Linked DNA regions of Homo sapiens: region 2 is linked to region 1. The links are chromatin contacts, found by Hi-C or POLR2A ChIA-PET in ENCODE. All regions are on one chromosome and are shown on one strand. Each heading gives the region's core, a stretch centred on a gene start or an enhancer-like site at or near the end of the contact. The rest is flanking DNA. Distances are from core to core; before and after follow the strand shown. Region 1 overlaps MCF2L2 (MCF.2 cell line derived transforming sequence-like 2). Region 2 overlaps MCF2L2 (MCF.2 cell line derived transforming sequence-like 2).

What was found. A loop is a pair of places that touch in the nucleus more often than their neighbours do. ChIA-PET counts read pairs that join two places held with the same protein, here RNA polymerase II (POLR2A). Pooled maps may share reads with other maps.
Region 2: a map of CD14-positive monocyte shows a loop between it and region 1 (2.2-fold over the local background). The contact joins two enhancer-like sites. A Hi-C loop is called at or near these places in 3 of 168 maps with a recorded cell type or tissue (CD14-positive monocyte and endothelial cell of hepatic sinusoid) and 5 of 50 pooled maps. POLR2A ChIA-PET finds 5 or more read pairs at or near these places in 2 of 52 experiments (PC-9 and activated CD4-positive, alpha-beta T cell).

What each region holds. Positions count from the first base shown.
Region 1 is chr3:183,208,467-183,214,889 of GRCh38, reverse strand. The region is part of intron 22 of MCF2L2 (MCF.2 cell line derived transforming sequence-like 2); the gene reads left to right. Among named protein-coding and RNA genes, the nearest start is that of B3GNT5, 42 kb to the left of the region's middle. Within about 2 kb of position 3,331, at least 13 of the 41 ENCODE cell types and tissues checked have a DNase peak (open chromatin) inside an H3K27ac peak, as active enhancers do; they include CD14-positive monocyte, where a contact is called at or near this core.
Region 2 is chr3:183,304,419-183,310,841 of GRCh38, reverse strand. MCF2L2 (MCF.2 cell line derived transforming sequence-like 2) reads left to right here. Exons shown (of 30, transcript NM_015078.4): 10 at 1,007-1,126. Among named protein-coding and RNA genes, the nearest start is that of B3GNT5, 54 kb to the right of the region's middle. Within about 2 kb of position 3,686, at least 17 of the 41 ENCODE cell types and tissues checked have a DNase peak (open chromatin) inside an H3K27ac peak, as active enhancers do; they include CD14-positive monocyte, where a contact is called at or near this core.

The DNA of each region.
Region 1 (6,423 bases), core at 2,082-4,581:
CTGAGTAGCTGGGACTACAGGCACTTGCCACCACACCTTGCTAATTTTTTTTTTTTTTTGTATTTTTAGTAGAGACGGGGCTTCTCCATGTTGGTCAGGCTGGTCTCGAACTCCTGACCTCGTGATCCACCCATCTCCGCCTCCCAAAGTGCTGGGATTACAGGTGAGAGCCATCGTGCCCGGCCAAGTTTTTCTTACATCACATCTCTGTGACCCCCTCTTCTGCGTTTTTGTCACTTGTGATTATATTATACTTTTTCCTTCTCTTTTTTTTTCTTTTCATTTTTATTTGGTTTTGAACATACCATGTATTGAGGTCTTGGTAGAGGAAATGACTTTTCTTTCCTTGTCATAAATCAAACCATGAAAGTTATTAAGGTCCGAAAAATGAGTTATTTTTACTTCCCACGCTGGTATTTCTTGGGCCTGGATCTCAGAAACTTAGCCCCATGGGGTTTGCTGTGATCCCAGCCATGATGCTGTTACTGTCCCCTGGGACTCCAAGGTGTCTCTGATGACAACTGATGCATGATTCAAGAGGATATGCATAAACTGCAGAGTAGGGTTAGGGTGTGTATAAGGATCATTTTCTTGGTAATAATTCTTCTTTCTTCGCCTGAGGAAAGTCAAGGGAACAATTTGTTAGGTCAATCCAGGGCATCTTTCTGTTCCTTTTTAAATCTTGAATTACGTATTAGACATCCCTATTAAATTTCATTTCCCTGAATCTAATGAATGTCCTGGAAACAATACACAGGGCAGGAAACAGTGTAAATAACATAGGAGGAGGAGGCTGTGAGAAAAGAATGGTTAAAACATGAGCAAATAACATTCTGCCCTAATTTCATTCCCAGCCAGTTTGCATGCAAATAGGATGAACCAGCTTACAGAATTTGGAGATTTTACACGCAAAAAGCAAAGGACCTTTTTTGACCATGTGTCCTCAGAATTGTGCCTCTGCCAGATGCTTTTTGGTACCTTTTCTACTAAGACTTAACTTACTTTTACATCTAATACATCAGCTAATTTCTCCTGACAGTTTTGTATAATCCTGTTGAATTATGGAGGAGTAGATATTGGAATTTTCAACCTTCTGATTCAAAAGAAGATCCATGGAAAGAAGAGTTAACTCACTCAAGATTACATGGCTGTCACCTTGGACTATTTCTTGTTCATTCCCTATCAGGGTGCTATTCCACTCTTTATCTGTTTCTGATTAGAATTGACTGACAACTGCCTCTAACTCAGCTCAAATGATTCTGAGATTCTTTGTCTCCATTTTGTAGAGTTTTATTACAGGTGTTTATGATCACCTGTAATAAATTACAGCTATATGCATGGCTGAGTCCAGTTTAACCTCTTAGTTTCTCTGCTTGAAATTTAATATTAACCTGGTTTTATAAAGGAAAGAAATTGAATGTGATAATTAAATTATCACAATTAAACAACTAGAAAGCAACTAGAAAAAAATCCCTTCTGATATTTATATTTTCTTGTTTTTCTGTGTACTCAATTAGTCCTGGGTCTAATTTAATCACAGAAGTTTAAAATTCTTTTCCAAACAAGTTTGTTTTGTGGAACACTGAGTTATAATTTACTTCTATCTATTTGCAAAAAAAAAACAAAAGTTTTTTTTTTTTTCAAATCCAATGCATATTAGAGATGCATTTAAATTCTGACTTGCCAGGGATAAGTTCCAAAGTTGACTTGTAAAGATTGAATGAAACAGTCTTCCTTTTTGGAACAAATTTATATAAACCACTAAAGGATGTACTTGTATTGTAAGTTCATTGTGAGCTAGGGCCAGGATTTTATTTCTATTTCAGTTTCCTCTTTCCTTACCACAGTGTTAGCTGCAGAGATAGGGCTAAGTAAATAATCCTAGTGACCCAGGCAAAGTATCTTCTTCATTCCCCACCCCCCCACCCCCCCCACCCCCCCACAATACCTATATTACAGGCGGTTGCCGGGAGTAAGTGAGAATTAAATGATGGGTAAGGCACCAAGCACTGTGCCTGGCGCCCAACAGATGCCGAATAAACAGCCCTAGTGGTACGTTATATGGGGACCTGCTCAAGCTGGAAAGGAAGATACCTCTTTGCCCCTGACTATTGTAATCACAGGCTCCCACAGCTTCTGCTTTTCATTTCTGGACTCAGGCTCTGTGTGGACGCATTTATACAGATGTTTCCTGCTTCTTTGTGCAGTAAGTTTGTGACAGTCATATTAACTCTTACTACCTGGAATGGAAACACGGGCACCCAAAAGAAGCTCTTGCTGAGGCCAGCTTCCCTAGATTCACTCTCTCAGCCAGACTCTTCATTTGGCCAATGTAGTCACATTTGAAATCCTTGTATCGGGGCTCTTACCTGCAGAATGCCCAGGTGTGAAAGTGGTAGCATTTACTAATTGATTTTGCTATCACTTCTTGTACAGAGGAGGCCATCTAACTTATCGCTCGCTCATTTGAGGTAGCCGCTATGTTCCATCTCTGAGTTCACAACCATCAGGTTCTTCCACACACCGTGTGACATGGCCACACTTCTTTGTTACTGGTGGAAAACAGTTGGAAGTATATTCGTTTCCTAGGGCTGATGTCGCAAGGAACCACAAAGTACGTGACTTAAAACAACAGAAATTTATTCCCTCACAGTTTTGACGGCTAGACGTCCAAAGGCAAGGTGAGAGCAGGCCCACGTTCCCTCTGAGGGCTCTCAGGAAGAATCCTTCCTTACCTCGTCTGAGCTTCTGGTGACTGCCGGCAATTCTTGGAGTTCCTTGGCTGACAGCTGTGCCACTCCAATTTCTGCCTCTGCCTTTGCATGGCTGTTCCCTCAGCGTGCGTCTCCATTTCTTTGTTTTCTTTTTTTATAAGGATACCAGTCATTGGATTTGGACCCATCCTAACCCAGGGCAACCCCATCTTAACCAATTGTATCTGCAAAGACCCTCTTTCCGAATAAGATCATATTTTGAGGGTCTCATAGACATGAGTTTTTGGGGGAACACTATTCAACCCAGTACAGGGGCGTCGCTGAATGAACTCCTTGGATAAATCAATATTCCCTCACAGTGATGAGTATTTTGTTTCCTGTCCCCTACTCCCAAGCACCACTAAATGCCAATAAATAAATAAATACTAGGGAATGCCAATAAATAAATAAATACTGGTGAACACGTATCTGAAAGAGGTTGTGCAACGTGGTCTCCGACCTTGAGATCAACTACAGTCTAGTTGGAAAGAAAAGGTACACGTGACGGAAAAGGTCATTCTTGCTCCTGCTCAGGGAATGTCCCTGCAGCTTCCTGTTGGAGGCGGAGCAGCTCCACACAGCACAGTGAACAGTGTGTGTGCCTGCCCTTGGTCAGCACCGTGTAGGGCATGTGCTCACCCGCTGGAGATCGGACCTTGGGCGTGGAGATGGGCAATACCGTCATATGTGTGGTCCTGAGAACATTTGTGCAACATGACCCAGAGGATATGTGCCCATATGTTTCTGCCAGACTTGAAAGACCCAGCGACTCCCCCCGAGTCACTTCCAGTAATAATGGGCTTACTGGAAAGCTGACCTGCAGCTTCTCAAGAAGTCACGATGGCAAAGCCAAGTTCGCGGAGATGGGAACTGAGCAAACCCAGGATCCACAGCACCTCTGGGGCCTGGGCCTGGGGAGGGAGCCGGGGTTCTTACCTGTGTGACCCGCCTGTATATGTCAAGTGCACCCACATGCCTGCTCGCCCCCCCTCTTACCACCTACTGACTGTTTTTTTCCCTTCCGTCAGTTTCTTCCTCTTCCTCATAATTTCTAATGACTCACCTTCTTCATAGTTCTGTTTCCTTCTCGTTTATTCCACTGCCTGCTTTCCCCTAAAGCATCTCACAGCCCCGTCTCCTGCTGGTCACCACTTCCTCCTGTTTTCTTCAGTTCAGGGAGAGATCACATTGCCAACCCCCAACCCTGGCACATTGTTTTTATGCTGGGGGCCCTATGGTCAGCTGCTGGTACCTCTCTGGATTCACATCCTCTGATTACTTGCCTATGAAGGTGCAGCAGCATGGCTGTGGATGGGGTGATGAGGAAAGTTCAGAGGTAATAAAGCACAAACCTTGCTGCCTGAGGCTGCCTCTTCAGCATTTCTGGTTGGGGCTGTTTCCTCTACAATAGCCTTGTGGATGCCTTAACTCACGTCACCCCATCTTCACAAGTCATTAGAGAGTGTACACCTCGACTTATTCCCCCTTCCCCTATCATCCTAGCCTCTTCTAGAATTACTTTGACAGCTGAGCCTCCACACTGACCAAATGTGTTCTTACAAGCAGCTTTACCTAAAACATGTTCCTCTTTCTATCATAGGGCGTGGTTGAGGATGTTGCTCAGTGACAACATATCACTGGGAGAAATGTTTCTTATGTCTTAGTAGGAATAGCTGTGCTTTTCCTGAACAACCGGTTTGTGTATGTCTTCAGACATAATAAATCGTACCACTCACCATGTTTCCCTCTGTATTGCTATTAGAAAGTCAGAGCCAAGTTTACATCAAGTTTAAATGGCTTTATTATATGCATTTTACATATAACCTCTTCATCTTTTCTTTTATCTTCTACACCTTCTGGAACAGTTCATCTGATTTATTGTCTTTATATTTAGGGATGGTGATCTCCCTATGTTGCCCAGGCTGGCCTCAAACTCCTGGACTCAAGTGATCCTCCTGCCTCAGCCTCCCAAGTAGTTGCGACTACAGGCAGGCGCCAAGCTCCCAACTTCTTTATTTTTTCTTCACCTTAATTCCCTCGGTTATTTTCTATCTGTCTATACTGTATATATTTCTGTAAGATGCGTCGAATGTTTAAAATGAGGTAGAGAGTGAATACATTGTAAGATAGAAACTACAAGTTTGAATATCCCTTAGCCAAAATGCTTGAGGCCAAAAGTGTTTTGGAGTTTTTTTTTTTTTAGGGGAGGATTGGAGTATTTGCATACGTACTGAGTTATGTTGCAGATGGAACCCAAGTGTAAACACGAAATTCATTTATGTTTCATGACACCTTATACACATAGACTGAAGGTAATTTTACATATTTTAAATAATTTAGTGCATGAAGGCCGGGAGCAGTGGCTTATGCCTGTAATCCCAGCACTTTGGGAGGCTGAGGTGGGCAGATCACCAGAGGTCAGGAGTTCGAGACCAGCCTGGCCAACATGCTGAAACCCTGGCTCTACTAAAAATACAAAAATTAGCCGGGCATGGTAATGCACGCCTGTAATCCAAGCTACTCGGGAGGATGAGGCAGGAGAGTCCCTTGAACTCAGGAGACAGAGGTTGCGGTGAGCCAAGGTCGTGCCACTCTACTGCAGCCTTGGCAACAGAGTAAGACTCCGTCTCAAAAAAATAAAAAATAAAAAATAATTTTGTGCGTGAAGCAAAATTTTGACTGTGTTTTGACTGCCACCCATCACATGTGGTCAGGTATGGAATTTTTCACCTCCAGTGTCATACTGGTTCTCAGAAAGTTCCAGATTTTGGAGGATTTCAGATTTTTTAAATTATGGATGCTCAACCTGTGCTGATAACATTTGTTTATGTGGCAAATATTAAGTATCTACTTCTACCAGTTGCCTTTACTAAAACATATTTCCTGCACTATTTATGTCGATATTGATTATGAATTGAATGGATTTAAAGGAAAAAGCAGTCACTAAGGTCTGTAGTGATTACATTTGAGTGGGTCCTTGATGGATGCAGATAGAGTGAAAAAATTCTCCAGGGTCCTCATGGACCTATCCACCCTTCTGTTTTGGAATGTGGTGAACTGTTAACACAGAACAGGAGCATTGGCTTTTAGGAAAGAAGGCCTCGTGGCTGGGAGTTTGAGGGTTTTATTCACCACAGTCTACATATGTAAATTTTCCAAAGAAGAAAATAGAAAATTAACATAGGAAATAACGCCATAGACACCATAGAAATGACTAGAGTTTATTGCTCTTGAAGTTTTTCTTTTAATGTTTCAGAAGTAAAGTCAATTCCTTTTTAAAAAAGATACCTAGAGTTTGCCCAACATATAAACAATAAATTATAAAAATGCCCAATCAATTATGAATGAAGTACATATTTCCAGTATTAACTCAGAAATCATAGGGATTGATCTCAGCTAGAGGTCACTTAGGGAGATTTCTTTGTCTTGGTCCCCTTCAAATAATTTGTTCCTTTTGGTGTTTTTATTCAGGGAAATGAATTCTTATCTGCTTTAAGCAATCGAAGTTTTGAAAAATACCAGATAAAATGCCTCGCTCCCAGCTCATCTTGGTCCACTGTCTTTTGAAGAGAGCTCAGAGAAGGCAGGGTCATCTCATTTGGACTTTCAACCAGACATATGACAAAGGCAGCCTTGCTGGTGGAGACAGGGGCATCACAGTTTATGCCTA
Region 2 (6,423 bases), core at 2,437-4,936, 96 kb before region 1:
TTGGTATGGGGTTTCCCTCTTTTCCCTAATCCAGCTTTCTCCTTATCTCCTTGCTTCTTTACAGACCACCCCCTCCAACCCCCTTCTCACTTTTTCAGTGGAGTCAAACTGTTCTAGAATCCCATTTACCTGTTGATGTACATGGCATTTCAGTGATGGTTTATCTTCCTTTTTTTTTTGAAACAGGGTCTTGCTCTGTCACTCCGGCCGGAGTGCAGTGGTGTGATCATGGCTCACTGCAGCTTTGATCTTCTGGGCTCAAGCTATCCTCCCACCTCAGCCTCCCAAGTAGCTGGAATTACAGGCATGCCCCACCATCACACCCGGTAATTTTTTTTTTGAGTTGGAGTCTCACTCTGTTGCCCAGGCTGGAGTGCAATGGCGCGATCTCAGCTCACTGCAACCTCCGCCTCCCAGGTTCAAGCGATTCTCCTGCCTCAGCCTCCTGAGTAGCTGGGACTACAGGTGCCCACCACCACACTCAGCTAATTTTTTGTATTTTTGGTAGAGATGGGGTTTCACTGTGTTAGCCAGGATGGTCTCAATCTCCTGACCTCTGTGACCTACCTGCCTCGGTCTCCCAAAGTGCTGGGATTACAGGCGTGAGCCACTGCGCCCGGCCCAGATAATTTTTAAATATTTTTGCAGAGACGAGGTCTCCCTATGTTGCCCAGGCTGGCCTCGAACTTCCAAGCACAAACAATCCTCCTGCCTCAGCCTCCCAAAGTGCTGTGATTATAGGCATGAGCCACTGGACCCAGCTGTCTTCCTTTTTGATTGATTATCTGTTGAATATAGTTCTAATAGTTCAGCTACAGGTGAATTCTGCACCCCCAGCTTAATTTGAAAGTTAGTGAGCTGCAAAAAAAAAATTTTTAACATATATAGATATATACAAGTCTTGAATCCTTTTTGGAATTTTGAGTTTTCTTGAAGCATAACAAACCTATACCTTCAGGTGAGTGAGTGTTGGTTTACTTCTGGACTGTTCTAATGTTTCTTGTAGGCTAAGCTTGCCCTGGATAATTTGCTGGAAGAGCAAGCAGAGTTTACAGGCATTGGAGACAGCGTGATGCACGTGGAGCAGATTCTTAAGGAACACAAAAAACTGGAGGAAAAAAGCCAGGTTTGCTTTCTGACATTTTTGTGTACTGGGAGGGAGGTTGCTGTGGACAATGATGGATCATGTCCAGTCATTGCTATTGGAAGGTTGCTAAAGGACACAGGAATGCCCAGTCCTGCCCTTCAGTCACCCCAGGATCCCAAGGAGAGAGGCACATTAACAACTGCTATGAATAATACGGGCAGCACAGAGTCCTATTAAAGCTGCCGGAACATACAGTTGCAGTTGGACGCTCAGGTCGGGTGAGGACTCTGGACCAGCCCTGCCCTCTCACGTGGTCAGCAGCCAAGTGGGAGAAGGTCACAACAGGCTCATCACTCACCAGAACAATTATATCAGAGGCTCACCCATCAGCTTGAGCTCCTCCCTGGAGCCTGGACTAGGGGGCTGGGGGTTGTGGGGTTGGTAGTAAGGATGGGAAACTTTCAAAGGAGAAACCAGAAAAAAAAAAACAACTAGTTTTATACCTGGAGCAAGACAATTAGATGGGGGAAATTGGTCCATGTTAGTTCCATTGCTACACAGAATTGGCAAAGCTTTCTCCTTTCTCATGTCCCAAGAGTTGTAAATGTGAAACTTGTAAAAGAATATGTATTTTACAGTCCCATACTGGAATTAAACAGTGTCCCAGATCCGCACACAAGTCAGCATTTAGAAATGATTCCATTTTAAGTGTTTACAGATTTGGTTTATTACAAATGAAGAAAGCTGAGTCGTCTCTTTCCAGAGAAGTTCCTTTCTGCTTGTTTGAAATTAGGTTCTCTATATTTTTGGGTCTTGGGGACCAAGTCCCCTGTGGTTAGCGCTTCCTTTCTTAGCTAATCTGGAGGCATGTTTCTCAGACGGCAATTTTGCAGTACTAGAGATTTGCCAAAGTGTGAGCCTCTGGCCAGCAGCACAGATGTCACCTGAGTAAGCGCTAATTAGAAATATAAAATCTCAGACCCCACCCTGGAATTGGAATCTGCATTTTAAGAAGATCCCCAGGTGATTGACTTGTACGTTAAAGTTGGAGACACACACCCCTAAAGGATACAAAACAAAGTATACCAAGGCCACACTGACTCTAAGAGCTGTTGGTTGTAGATTCTGAGCTGCAGGTGCTTGTGCACATGCATGAACACACAAACCCAGCTGTGTATCCAGATCCCCATTCAGGAATCCCATCCCTTCACAGCGAGCGCTCTTTCTCTTACCAGTGACCATTTGACAGATAAACTAGTGCTAAAGACACATGAGTCATCAGGAACATTTATCAAACAATGGAAAAGTTGAATTTCATATATATGATGACTAGATACCTTAGATTCTCCAGGACAGCCCCAACCTTATATCATTTTAGTTTTTTCAAAATAATTTTTTACTGAATATAGATACTATATTTTTTTGCTTATTCATATATTAAGAAAAAGTGCCTCATCAAAAAAAATGCCTTCATATATATATGAAAGTAGCTACTGACCTATCCAGAGGGTTATTTATTCATCAAGAGGTATTCCTTATCCTAGGTTCCGTGGGTGCAGCGGTGAGCCAGACAGTCCAGAATCTGCCCTCATGGAGCTTACATTCTACTGGAGAGAGACAGTTCACTAAAAAGCAATCAAATAAATAATAACATCAGATAGTAACAAGTGATATAAAAAAGAAAACAAGATATAATAGAAAGTGACTGGGGATGCTACTTTAGCTAGAATGGTCTGGAAAGGCCTGAGAAGACGACCTTTGGTCTGAGATCTGTTTGATCTGTGTAATCATGCAAAGACTTAGGGAATAGTATCAAAGCAAGAGCGAGCTGCAGGTGCAAAGGTCCTAAAGTGGAAATGAGCTTGGTGAGTTCAAGGAACATTGCTAGAGCAGGTGGGCCAGGAGGAAATGAGTGAACAGAGATGAGCAGAGGCCAGGTAGTCCTGTTGCACCCTGAGATCTTTTGTGAGGATTTGAATTTTATTCTCAGTGGAACAGAAAGCCCTTGGAAGGCGCTCTGGGCTGTGTCTTGAATAGTGGCGATGGATCTGCATGACTGCATCACATTCTTTCTTCTGCCCACTTCCTTGAACTTGTGGTCCTTGGTATATACTTCAAAAGTTGCTGACCAGAGTTAGGGATGAAACCTGTGGTTATGGAACACAGGAATGCTCTGTGAACCCATGACCCACCTTTCGTGGGCAACATTCTTGAAGCAGCTAGACTAGCCCACTGTGGATGACCTGTGACTTGCAGGATTTGCAGACCTGTCACATCCTATGACTTGCAGATCTTATTTCTAAACTTGCTTCCTGAAGGATGTAGTACACCTGTGTCTCTGCCTTTGCGTAAATCAAACAAAGCTGTCTCATCGTAACTGAGATCGTTTTCAATATATCTTCCCTCAGACTTCTCAGACACATGGCTTCTTCAGATGATTAGGGCTTGGCTAATCTTTCCATTTGTCCTTTAAAGTGTTAAAGGAACAAGACTGTGTCTGGCCACAATCTGACAAATATCTGCCTGGAGTTTGTCCTTTACTCGGCACTAAGGGGCCAGCTCCCTCCCAGCACAGCCACACGCTGGCTCTGGGGTGTTGCCAGCTTCCTTATTCCACACAGTGACATCATTCTCACAAGTAACCTCAGTCAACTCACTAACCAGGCTCCTGTCGCATGCTGATTCAGCCTGTTCTTTATCTTGTTCTCGTTTGAGGGTTTAGCAGTCTTTTGAATGCTCCTTCCTGATTCTGAAAAACAGTAGTTTCAACCACTTACAGAAGGTCTTCTATAAAAGCAGAACTTGCTGCAGGGTTTTGACTGTGGGCCGTACTGAGACCCTTGCTGAGGGGCCAGCAGGGAACAGACCAGGACAGGGTGGAGGAACCACCTGATTTCAGCCTTGACCTCTCCCCATAAGGGTGCTGTGTCTAAGAAGGCATGGAACCCAGGCCATTAACATCTAAGGATGTCATCTTGTTGGAGGGTCATGGCTTTGTGTACATGTGTGAAATTTTCAAACACACAGAGAAGCAGATAGACTGGCACAATGAACTCCAAGTGTCCATCATTCAATTTCAACAACCATTAGCTTTCTGCCTTTCTTGTTTCATCTGGCCCACCTCCCCATACACACACTCCATCCCTGTGGATCCTCTGTGGGTTTGTTCTAGATTCCCGGATAGAGTAGCATCACTCGCTTTCTCGCCACTTTCTTCCCTAGTAGGCACTCTCATCTCTCATCTGTTATACCAGCAGAGTCCTCGGGGGGAAATAAACTTATTTCAATAAAGATTTCTGATTGCAACTTCTAAGCTGAAACTTGACGATCCAGCCTTCTGGAATTTTCAGCATCTGAAAGATCCCAGATGGGCTTGTGATCAGAAGATTTTAGCCATTTTTTCCCTCACTCTTTCTTTTTTACTTTGGAGATTTTGATGACTATTTATCCTGAGTGGGAGGTATATAAACTAAAAAAATAAGCTTCAATTTGGAGGTTTCACCATAAATTTCTTTGCAGGCACCAGGAGGATTTCATAGCACATGTGTAGAGGCCAGGTGGGCTGGAAGGTGACAAGAACACAGGCTTTGGAAGTCGGATAGGGATGGATTCAAATCTTGGCTCTAACAAGTACCAGCTGTATGACCCTAGTCACGTTTCGTAGCCTTTCTGAATATGGTCCCCCTCATCTGTAAAGCAGAGGTAATAATTCCTGCCTCACAGAGACCTTGTGAAGATTAAATGAGTTAGATGTGTGGTAGGGACTTCATGTGGTCAGCTTGCAATATGGTTGGTGGTCAGTAGTCAGTGGTCAGAAACTATTGTTGTCCTTTCAATTCTGTAATAGTGACCTTCCAGCCATGTGGTGGCTGAATCCGGGTTGCTCCTTAGTTGCCCTTTTTTTTGAGACGGAGTTTCACTCTTGCCGCCCAGGCTGGAGTGCAGTGGCACAATCTCAGCTCACTGCAACCTCCGCCTCCTGGGTTCAAGCGATTCTTCTGTCTCAGCCTCCCAAGTAGCTGGGACTACAGGTACCCTCCACCACACCCGGCTAATTTTTGTATTTTTAGTAGAGATGGGGTTTCACCATGTTGGTCAGGCTGGTCTCTAACTCCTGACCTTGTGATCCGCCGGCCTTGGCTTCCCAAAGTGCTGGGATTACAGGCGTGACCCACTGCGCCCGGCCTCCTCAGTTGCCTTTATGGGCGTTTCTCCCTAGACCCATTTGGACCTGTTACACACATCTTCCCTCTAACATCTCAAATGTCTTCTGGAAAATTCTGAAGGGTGAAATACTGTATGCTGAGGGAAGGGCAGGCTCTGATCACCACAGGGTGATTTGGAAGTATCCTGTGGTGAATTTCCCTGGACCCAGAAAATTCTGCCCTGTTCTTAATAAATTAGGCAGCTGGACTTAAAAAAAAAAAAAGTGTCAACAGAGACTTTCATGCCAAGTCTCATGTTTCTATATTTGACTAAAGTCAGACAAGTTCGAGCAACCAAATGAGGTCTCTAAGTTTAGGCAGAACAAGTGCAGCCATTTTTCTCTGTGTATGTTGGTCTGAGCCAGATCCTGGAGCAAGACTGCCTGGGTTTGAAGCCTGGCTCTTCTCTTTCCTACCTGGGTCACCTTGGGCCATTGTGCTCCACTTCCCTTTGGTAAAACAGTACCTGTATCAAAGGGTTTGTTGTGAAGAGTTAAGGAAATAAGCAAATGTAAAGCATTCAGAACAGTGCCTGGCATCTGTTAAGCTCTCAGTAGATGTTAGCTGTTGTTATTAACATTACAGAGGTAGAGGGATAAATTCTGGGCTATGGAACATGTGCTAGGTTCAGTCTGCGGTAGCTGAGCAGTGCTAGGAAAGGTCTGTCATTCATTCGACATCTATTCTGCAAATATTTATTCATCTCCTACCATGCCAGGTACTGTTTAAGTTCTGAGGACACAGCAGTGAACCAAAGAGTCAAAAATCACTGCCCAGACCAGGCGCGGTGGCTCACGCCTGTAATCCTAGCACTTTGGGAGGCCGAGGCGGGTGAATTGCCTGAGCTCAGGAGTTCGAGACCAGCCTGGGCAACATGGTGAAACCCCATCTCTGCTAAAAATTAAAAAAAAAAAAAATTAGCCAGGCATAGTGGTGGGCGCCTATAGTCCCAGCTACTCGGGAGGCTGAGGGAGGAGAATCGCTTGAACCCCGGAGGCAGAATTTTCAGTGAGCCTAGATCAAGCCACTGCACTCCAGCCTAGCTACAGAGCAAGATTCCATCTCAAAAAAAAAAAAAAAAAAAAAATCACTGCCCAGGGAATGAGTATTCCAGTCATCTTGTAGGGGTGG